Regions from separate parts of the Homo sapiens genome. Here region 1 is linked to region 2. A link is a loop called in an ENCODE intact Hi-C map of the cell type or tissue named here. Cell type or tissue: endothelial cell of umbilical vein. All regions are shown on one strand. Links, peaks and the distances in the headings refer to the core of each region. The heading gives the core; the rest is flanking DNA.

The links. Hi-C counts contacts between places; a loop is a spot of excess contacts. Peaks named below come from ENCODE experiments on the same cell type or tissue, not always from the same donor. Only the 100,000 strongest peaks of a DNase experiment are listed, where the experiment ranks them.
Region 1: it touches region 2 in a loop (2.4-fold over the local background); 1 of 110 quality-filtered maps calls a loop at or near these places.

What each region holds. Positions count from the first base shown.
Region 1 is chr6:38,258,406-38,262,803 of GRCh38, reverse strand. The region is part of intron 8 of BTBD9 (BTB domain containing 9); the gene reads left to right. Among named protein-coding and RNA genes, the nearest start is that of BTBD9-AS1, 220 kb to the left of the region's middle. In endothelial cell of umbilical vein, for the core only: no CTCF peak of the experiment used is centred there; DNase peaks (open chromatin) are centred at 623 and 2,793; H3K27ac peaks cover 2,417 bases.
Region 2 is chr6:38,191,537-38,195,934 of GRCh38, reverse strand. BTBD9 (BTB domain containing 9) reads left to right here. Exons shown (of 11, transcript NM_001099272.2): 10 at 3,338-3,416. Among named protein-coding and RNA genes, the nearest start is that of BTBD9-AS1, 290 kb to the left of the region's middle. RefSeq lists enhancers at 3,237-3,746, 3,747-4,256. In endothelial cell of umbilical vein, for the core only: no CTCF peak of the experiment used is centred there; a DNase peak (open chromatin) is centred at 2,164; H3K27ac peaks cover 525 bases.

The DNA.
Region 1 (4,398 bases), core at 309-4,308, 67 kb before region 2:
CAACATAGTTTGTCATCGCATGCATAATGTAGACTTTCCAATTAAAATGCTACAATTTGGAAACTTTCTTCACAGACTGATGAGAGAGCAACTATTTTAAAGACTGGAAACCTCAGTCCACTGGGTTTGCATTGAGTCACTTCTGACTCAAGCCACAAAGAAAAGAGTTTTGAAAACATATTCGCTATTGAATTTTGTATCAAAATACCAGCAAGGAGAGCAATTAGTTGCTGTAAACTGAACCCCTGGTAATCAATGGTATGCAGCCAGCCAGAGCATTTATGGAAGATGTAAGCAAAATCACATCTGCTAATCAATTAAAAAAAAAAAAAAGCCCAGCACTTCACTGCTTTTAGGGAAACTGCACAATGAGAATAAGGGAAGATGGAGGAGACAACATATATAATATCACCAGGCATTTCATGCTGTGCTCATTAGTTAGAGAGGTTTGTGGCAACAGCTAAACACCGACCTGATCTGCATCAATAAATCTTGGCCAGCAACTTCCTTTATTCAGCCCCTTTTGAAAATGGCTTCTGATCTATGGGTGGAAGTGTGCTGTGTATGTTTAAGGAGCTCATTTCAGTTAAGGTCATAGAGAGTGTCTGTCCTGGATGAGCTCACCATGCAAACATTCCCAGCTAGTTTACAAGTCAGAAATAGCTCTCTGTTGTTGCAGGCACAAAGACATAAGAATACACTTTGCAGGCAGCCAAAGAAGTGAAGGGAATTGGTAGAGCAAAATTCCTCTCAATGGAAAAGCAGAGGTTGAATCAGTTTTTCCTTTAGTATTCTTCAGCTGCAGTTGCTTTTTTCAGTCAAATCAACAAAGGGGTTTAATTCCTGGCTAAGCCTAAATTCCAAGCAAATGTGCATCCTAGGCATGAGTTAGAAGTCCTCTTTAAAACTTCAACATGTAGGTTGAGTCTGAGCCCTAGGCTCGATGACCTGAGATCCGTCAGTGTCCCTTTTCCACTCAGGAGTCACCATGACCCCACATCTCCAGTCCCTGGGGACTCTTAATAGAGGACTAGAGAGAGGATGTCTCAACCAGTATGAGCACTTGGCTGCTGTTCAGAAAAAAAGAATTTAGGCCAGAATAAATTAGTGAGGTAAAGATCGATAGACTAGGCTAATAAAAATTAATACCTTCAGCATGCAAACTATGATAGGCAGTGGATTAATATCCTTTAAATATAGAGGACATTTTGTAAGTCATTAACAAAAAGATACATATAAGTAGAAAATGGGTAAAATGTTCAAGCTCAATAAGTTAAAAATTGCAGATTAATAAGATATTTCAGCTATCAAATTAGCAGTATTTTTAAACATAATATATAATATTGGTGATGATGCACAGAAACAGGCATTTGTTATGCAGTGCTGGTAGTGTTAATATAAATTGGTATAGATTTTTGCTTGGGGTTGGGGGGAATAGAAGTATACAGCTATTTTATGATATACATCAAAGCCTCAAGATGTTATATGCCCTGTTCCAGGAGTTTCACTTACAGAATCATTCAAAGACAATAATCATAGATTTAGCTTAAGAATGTCTATCACAAAATTTTCATAATACGCTGGACTCAGTGGCTCATGCTTTTAATCCCAACACTTTGAGAAGCTGAGGTGGAGGGATTGCTTAAGGCCAGGAGTTGGAGACTAGCCTAGGCAACAAAATTAAAAAAAAAAAAATATCAGCTGGGCGTGGTGGTGTGCACCTGTAGTCCTAGCTACTCAGGAAGCTGAGGCAGGAGGATCACTTGAGTCCAGGAAATTGAGGCTGCAGTGAGCTATGATTGTGCCACTGCATTCTGCAGCCTGGGCAACAAAGCAAAACCCTGTTTCCAAAGAAAAAAAAAAGAATTTTCATAACAGTGAAATATTAACTACTTAAGTGTCAGATAATAATAGATTGATTAAATAAAGTATGAGACATCCATACAGTGAAATACTATGAAGTCAGTACATATGATGTAGAAGAATATTTGATGTTACAAAAAGATATTCATAATAGACCATTAAGCAAAAGTAGCAAGTTACAAACCATATGCACTGTGTGTATATGTTTTAAAAGTTACTGGAATTTCAGATTACCTTCATTTTAAGATAATAATTTGCCTTGAAACAAATTGGAGGACTTTTATAGAATAAGCTACTTACAGAGCATGATATATACAACTTAAAATTTTCCTCAAATATGTTATCACTCCAAGAATATCTACTAGAACATATATGATACTCATAATTTATCCTTCTTTTTTTTATCTTCTCCATATCCCATATCCTCTTCAAGGCTGTCATTTTCCATGAAATGTTTTGAGATGTGGTTAGGTTCTATCCCAAAACGGACTGACCATTTTCATTTCAGTCCTCTGTAGAAACACTAGCTTATGATTATCTAGAAGGATAGGGAATATGATAAACCTAGCTCTCCATAAATAATTAAAAATCCCACTGGGGAAAATAACCTCAACATTATCTTCCAACAACAGTTATGGTAACAGAACTGTTAAATGAAGAGAATGATTAATTGATTTGAAGTTTTCCCCTAGTTTTACTCTACTGTGTCAGAGTTACGAATGATTTCAATCCAGAACATATATGGAACATATGCCATGAACAGAGCCTACATGTTTGAAGCAGAGTTTTTAAAAAGAGAAAGACCAAACATCTTTCTAAAGTTCTTATAATCAAAATAAGAACCAGACAAACATAGGAGCAAAAAATACACTTTTAAAAGTTACTCAAAATAAATATAAATTAGCATAGGCTGACTGCATAAAAGTGCTTACAGACTAGGATAATATTTGAGGAAATGACTAATGAAGGAAATGATTCACGTTCTTATAAGAAAATTAGTGTAATCTAAGAGTAGAATTTTGGGCCACTTAAGAACAACAGAGTGGAATCCTTTCTGATTCATTCAGGGTACTTGGAGAGATTAAACACTCAGGCGTATTAAAGAGAATCAGTAGGTATCATCTACTAATGCTTTCCAAACCCATTTAACAGTTTTCTCTACTTAAAAGATGAGTTCAAAAATATTAGGTAGCATGGGTTTAGTAATTGATAGCAAACAGAATTACAATAGAAAATAAGGAATGAAAGGGAAGGCGAGCCCTTTAGGAGGCCAGGCGAGAGGGTAGCTTGAGGCCAGGAGTTTGACCCCGCCTGGCCAACACAGTGAGACCCTATCTCTACAAAATAATCTTTTGTTTGTTTGTTTTTTAATTAGCTGGGTGTGGTAGTGTGTGCCTGTAATCCCAGCTACTTGGGAGGCTAAGGCAGGAGGATTGCTTTAGCCCAGGAGTTTGAGGCTGCAGTGAGCTATGATTGCACCACTGCACTCCAGCCTGGGCAACAGAGAGAGAAGCTGTCCTCCCAACCTTCCCCAACAACAAAAAAGGTAACGGTGAAGGAAAACGGAAAACACAGGCAATCCTAGTCCTCAGTAATAGCTTTATATGTGATACTAAACTGAACTTGTGCAAAGGATTTTCACTGATTATAATCATAAGATTAAGGGAAAATAATACAAGCTACTTTTATAGAGTGATAGGTTAGAGGTTGTAAATTGTGAACCAGATATGTAAACTGAGAGTAATGGAAACATTTGGCAGTGGGATTACAGAAATGGGCTTTTGGTGAAGGTACCAGGTTAGAACCTTGTATCATTTCCATCACTTAGTTACTGTATGAGTTTAGACAAGTTACTTAACATGCTTTAATCCTCACACTTTCAATATCTGTAATTTCATAATAATAGTGCTTGCTAAGAGGATATTTAGAAGGATTTTAATAAGACGAATTGTACAGAGCACTTAACATAGGGCCTAATACACAGTTAACATTAAAGAAATGTTGGCCATCATGATCATTATTATTGATTGTTTTTTGTTTTTTGTTTTTTTGAGACAGAATCTCGCGCTGTGGCCTGGGCCAGAGTGCAGTGGTATGATCTCAGCTCACTGCAAGCTCCGCCTCCTGGATTCAAGCGATTCTCCTGCCTCAGCCTCCCGAGTAGCTGGGATTACAGGTGCCCACCACCACGCCTGGCTAATTTTTTGTATTTTTAGTAGAGACGGCGTTTCACTGTGTTAGCCAGGATGGTCTCAATCTCCAGATCTCATGATCCACCCGCCTTGGCCTCCCAAAGTGCTGGGATTACAGGCGTGAGCCACTGCGCCCGGCCATTATTGCTGTAGTTACAAAGAATAGATTTGCTCAGCAAGCACTGACTGAGTTTAAGCTCCATGTGAGACATTATGTGAATGGTATAGAAAAAATCAGTAAGACGTAGACACTGCCTTCAAGGAGCTCACTATCTATGCCAGCTGGTAGAAGAAGCAAACACATATGACCAACTATAAAGCAGTAAAACACATAGTTTGTATG
Region 2 (4,398 bases), core at 165-4,164:
AAACAGTACAGAAAAGCACCAAAGTAAACTAAATGGCTCTTGAAATTCTTCCGTCCAAAGCTAAAATCTGGACCAACATTTTGGCAAACATTCTTATAGACATCTATGTTTTAATACATACGTGTATAGTTCTGCACATGTGTGCATGGGAAAGAATAAAAAATAATTTAAAAAGTAAATAAGTTTAAAATTTTTATTAAATAAAAAATAATTAAAAATTTAAAAATAATACGTATGTGTATAGATACATATTTAAATTGGACATAATTGGGACCTCATTCTAGATGCGTTTCTGTGAGCAGGTGACTGGTGTTATTTCTGTCAGCATTCCGGAGAGGGTAACGGTTCATCCAGTCAGAGCCAGTATGGGGTTGGGACATCAATCCTGCGTGGGTTTTTTTGTTCTTATTAAGCTTTTTTGTTTTTATTAAGACCATATTTATTTTTTAACAATTCACTGCTCCTGTTCAAACACCCTCCTCTCAGCGCCCAGCCCTGGCTCTGAACTGGGCGGGCTGCCATGCCTCTAGCAGTCTGTTGTCTTTCCTGGAGGTTTTGCCTACTAGAGAAGAGATTCTGGGTACCTGGTGAGTTGGAATATTTATGCAGCTATCAATAAAGCCCAATAAACATGGCAGTCAAGGTTTTGCATTGACTAAACAATGCAGGTGGTTTTCTGGCCCTGTGAAATCTCAGCCAAGGCAGCTCCTTTGAGGTTTCATAGTGATTGCAAATGTGGTGACCACTCTGGTGCCACCTTGTCATTTCCCCTTCAAGCAACATGGCAAGTTATTCTGAAAAAGTTCAGGGGAAATGGAATCTGATGGGGGGAGACAGATGCTCATTTCCTTGTCCTAACCAACTTCCCTTACTACTGATACTTTGGTTTAGAATTGCTATCCGGCTCTGCTGAAAATGAAATCATATATTCAACTCTCAGGCTGAAGTCCAGTGTGATTAGACATTAATGCAGTGTAATGGAAGATTGGTATTAAATTGAGACCTTCTGATCTTCTTACTCCTCAAAGTTCCCTCCCGCTCAGACTGCTGCCCTGCCAGCCCTGCCTCCCCTGCCTCTCCTGCCTCCCCATGCAGAAGCAAGGGCAGTGGGGCCAGAGCCCAGAGCCCAGACTGACGTAGGGAGAGGAGAGTGGAGGCAAGAGGAGCAGCAAGGGAGATAGGGGAGGGAGACCCAGGTTCAGGCCAGCTCTGCCCAGGACGGCTCCCAGCGAGACCTCACTGCCTGGGCTCCTCAAACCTCCTCTACATCTTGGAGGGAGGAGTGCGTGGGACCACAGGGCCGTGATTCTGGGCCTGCCTTCACTCTCAGAGCCACACGCATGTTGTTGAGGACTAAGAGCTTCCAACTGTCCAGAATCACTTGGATATTTGACAGGCATTGAGCTAAAAGGCTGAAAAGAACAAAATCTTTGCTCAGTTTCTTCCACTCCCACCGCCTCCCCAAGCCAGTCCTTTTTGTGAAACTGACTTGAACCTAATAGCTGTCACCAGCTACTGTCACTCATCCTACTTCTTTTTCTCTTTCTGGAGGCGTGGCCTGAGAAGCAGCCAGTGGGCCAGCTTTAGTGTACTCTTAGCTTCCTTTAGGGACAGGGATGGGACTCTGATGTCCCAAACAGTGTGAACCTTGGCCAGGGGCTGCTCCCTTCACTTCCCCTCACCTGCTGGAGGAAGGACATGAGTGTGTGGTCAGTTCCACTGCTTGGCTCGCAAGAGACAGCTAGGCCTGTGGAAACCCCACAGGGCCTTGCAGGCTCCCCTGCCGGCCCATGGGCTGCATCCCATCTAGCAAACTCCCCAAGAGAGCTGGGGGTCTGGGAGGACAGCAGTCGCCCACCGAGAAAATAGGCCACCAGCACAAGCCCTGGGCATGGTCAGATGGCGTCACCTTCATGTGTGAATAAGAGCATTTTTATGGAGACAGTGATTTTTCTTTGTTTCCAGAACACTGGTTTCAGGGGCACAGACTTTACACACAAGATGGTAATGACTTTTTAATGACCTTAAGGGGACTGGTGTCCAGGCAGCAGTGAATCAATCTCAGTGGGAGGTTCATAGTGAGAGGGAAGATGGAACACCTGAAACCAAAGGGGGAAAAACAAACTGCAAATACATATATATTTTCTTTGCTAACATTACTTGGTAATTAGACAATTACAGGAAACAGCTTCCAGCAGCTGGCATTTCCACTGTGAGAGCGGAGGAGGGATGGCAGCAACTGTGAACTCCTCACATTTATTACAGAAAATATTATTGGAGTTTACAGTCGTGGGTGCCATGCACTCCTCCAGTGCATTCTGATGAGCTGCTGAGCGTTCAACCAAGAGCAGAACTCCTCCTCTCAGGATCTGCTCAGGGCCTGCTCTGCTGAGTCTTAAATGAGCTGGCCTGGCCCATGCTGATCAATGAGGAATTGCCTTGAAAATATCGGGGATGCTTTCGAAACCACCCAGACAGAGTCAGGCCAGTCTTAAGAATAGACAGTGTCGGGGGCAGCGTTTTGGAAGCAGGAAAGAAGGGGGTAGAGGCCTGTGGAGAACTTGCCACAACCCCCATGTGCCATCACTCACATGGTGGGGTCAGAGGGTGGTGCAGGACCCCCACTGCCCCAGCCCAAGTGCTGACCTCTGCAGCCCTCCTGCATGCCTGCCCTCTTCAAAACTCTCCTCCTCCCAGAAGCCTGCCGAGCTGAGTAGCTGCTCCCGCTCAGATGCGCATCTGATGAACGACTGAGGTCATTCTGCCAACAGCCCTGGGGTAGGCCCCATCATGGCCCCATTTTATAGATGGGGAAATGTATTTATGAACTCCTGCCACCATGATTACATCTATTTGTCCGCACTTTTTTTTTTATTATTATTATACTCCAAGTTCTAGGATACATGTGCACAACGTGCAGGCCTGTCACATATGCATACATGTGCCATGCTGGTGTGCTGCACCCATCAACTTGTCACCTAACATTAGGTATATCTCCCAGTGCCATCCCTCCCCCCTCCCCCCACCCCTTGTTGTAATGAGCTTGGTCTGCCCTTTGTGCTTGTTTATGGAGGGCTTTGTAAGAAGCCTAAGTGACATTCACAGATGGGGAGGAGTGCCTTCTGTGATGGGATTGTAAGCTCCTGAATAGGGACACTGTGTATGTCCTGCCTCTCTCAGCCATACGTTAGGTGCAGCCCAGCTGCCTGCCCCTCCTATAGTGCAGGTCTCCGAGGACAGGAAGCCCTCCCTCCTCAGTGGACATGACTCCATCGGCCACACTACCAGAGAGTCAACTGCACCATCTAATCAGGCAAATGGTTGTTTCCTCTCACAGGTCCTGGCAGTCAGTAACTTTTGAAAGGCAGCCTGCCTCCTTCATCCGTATCGTTGGGACACACAACACAGCAAATGAGGTAAGGGTCTCTTTTCATGAGAGGTGCCATGAGATTTCATGATGTACAGGTAAATGCTACATCCTGAGTTAAGTGGAATTGTTTGTTCTGCCTGCTAATGGCCTGCTATTCAGACAGCTTGGTGTGGAGAAAGTCCTGCAGTTGCACAGTGGGGTTATCATTATCATTTTTGGATATCTCTTCATTAGCAAATGAAAGCCAGCCCCTATTGCTTTGCTAATTCCTACAGCTCTCTGTGGAATCGGCCAACCACAGAGGGCTTGAGAGGTCAAACACCCCATCCCTTGTCTCTGAGTCCTCAGCCCTCCCAAGTGACAGCAGTTGTATGAGGTTTCTTGCCCCTCTGAGCGTGGCGTCTAGCAGGCGGCCGTGCTGCAGACTTATCACTCCCCTGCTGTTTCGTAGTCACACTGTGTCAAGCGTGTGCCTCCGAGGAACCTCTGGTTTAAGAGAGGCAGCATAGGAAATGATGGGTCGAAATGCAACAGGTAGATGAGAAACATAAAAGTAGCAACATTTCTGCAATTTTACCTTTCTGTGATCTTTCTCAGATTTATGCAGGATTGGCTCTATGGTGTGCCACCAGGACAGTCGCATGGGACCCAGTGCTTGAGGTTTAATGCTCTGTGGCACCATCTTGAAATGCTTAGGGTCTTTTTACCTTTGAATTGTGTTTTATAAATGAAGCTCCACGGCACAGCGGAACACACACCAGGACCTTGGAGCCTCAGCCCACACGCAATCCCGCCTCCTGCCCCTTCCCACCTTCCTGCCATGAGCTCTCAGCCACCCGCTCCCTGAGCCAGGATGCCTGGGTTCTGCTTGGCCTGCCCATCCTCATCTCACCCATGATCACTGCCCTCTCTACTCCCAACAGGGGCCCTGGCACAGGGATGGGCGGAGCCCGAGTCTGGTGTGAGTCCTGAGCTCAAGTCACAGGATAGTGCCCTGGGTGCCTGTGAGGGGCTACACTGGCCGGCAG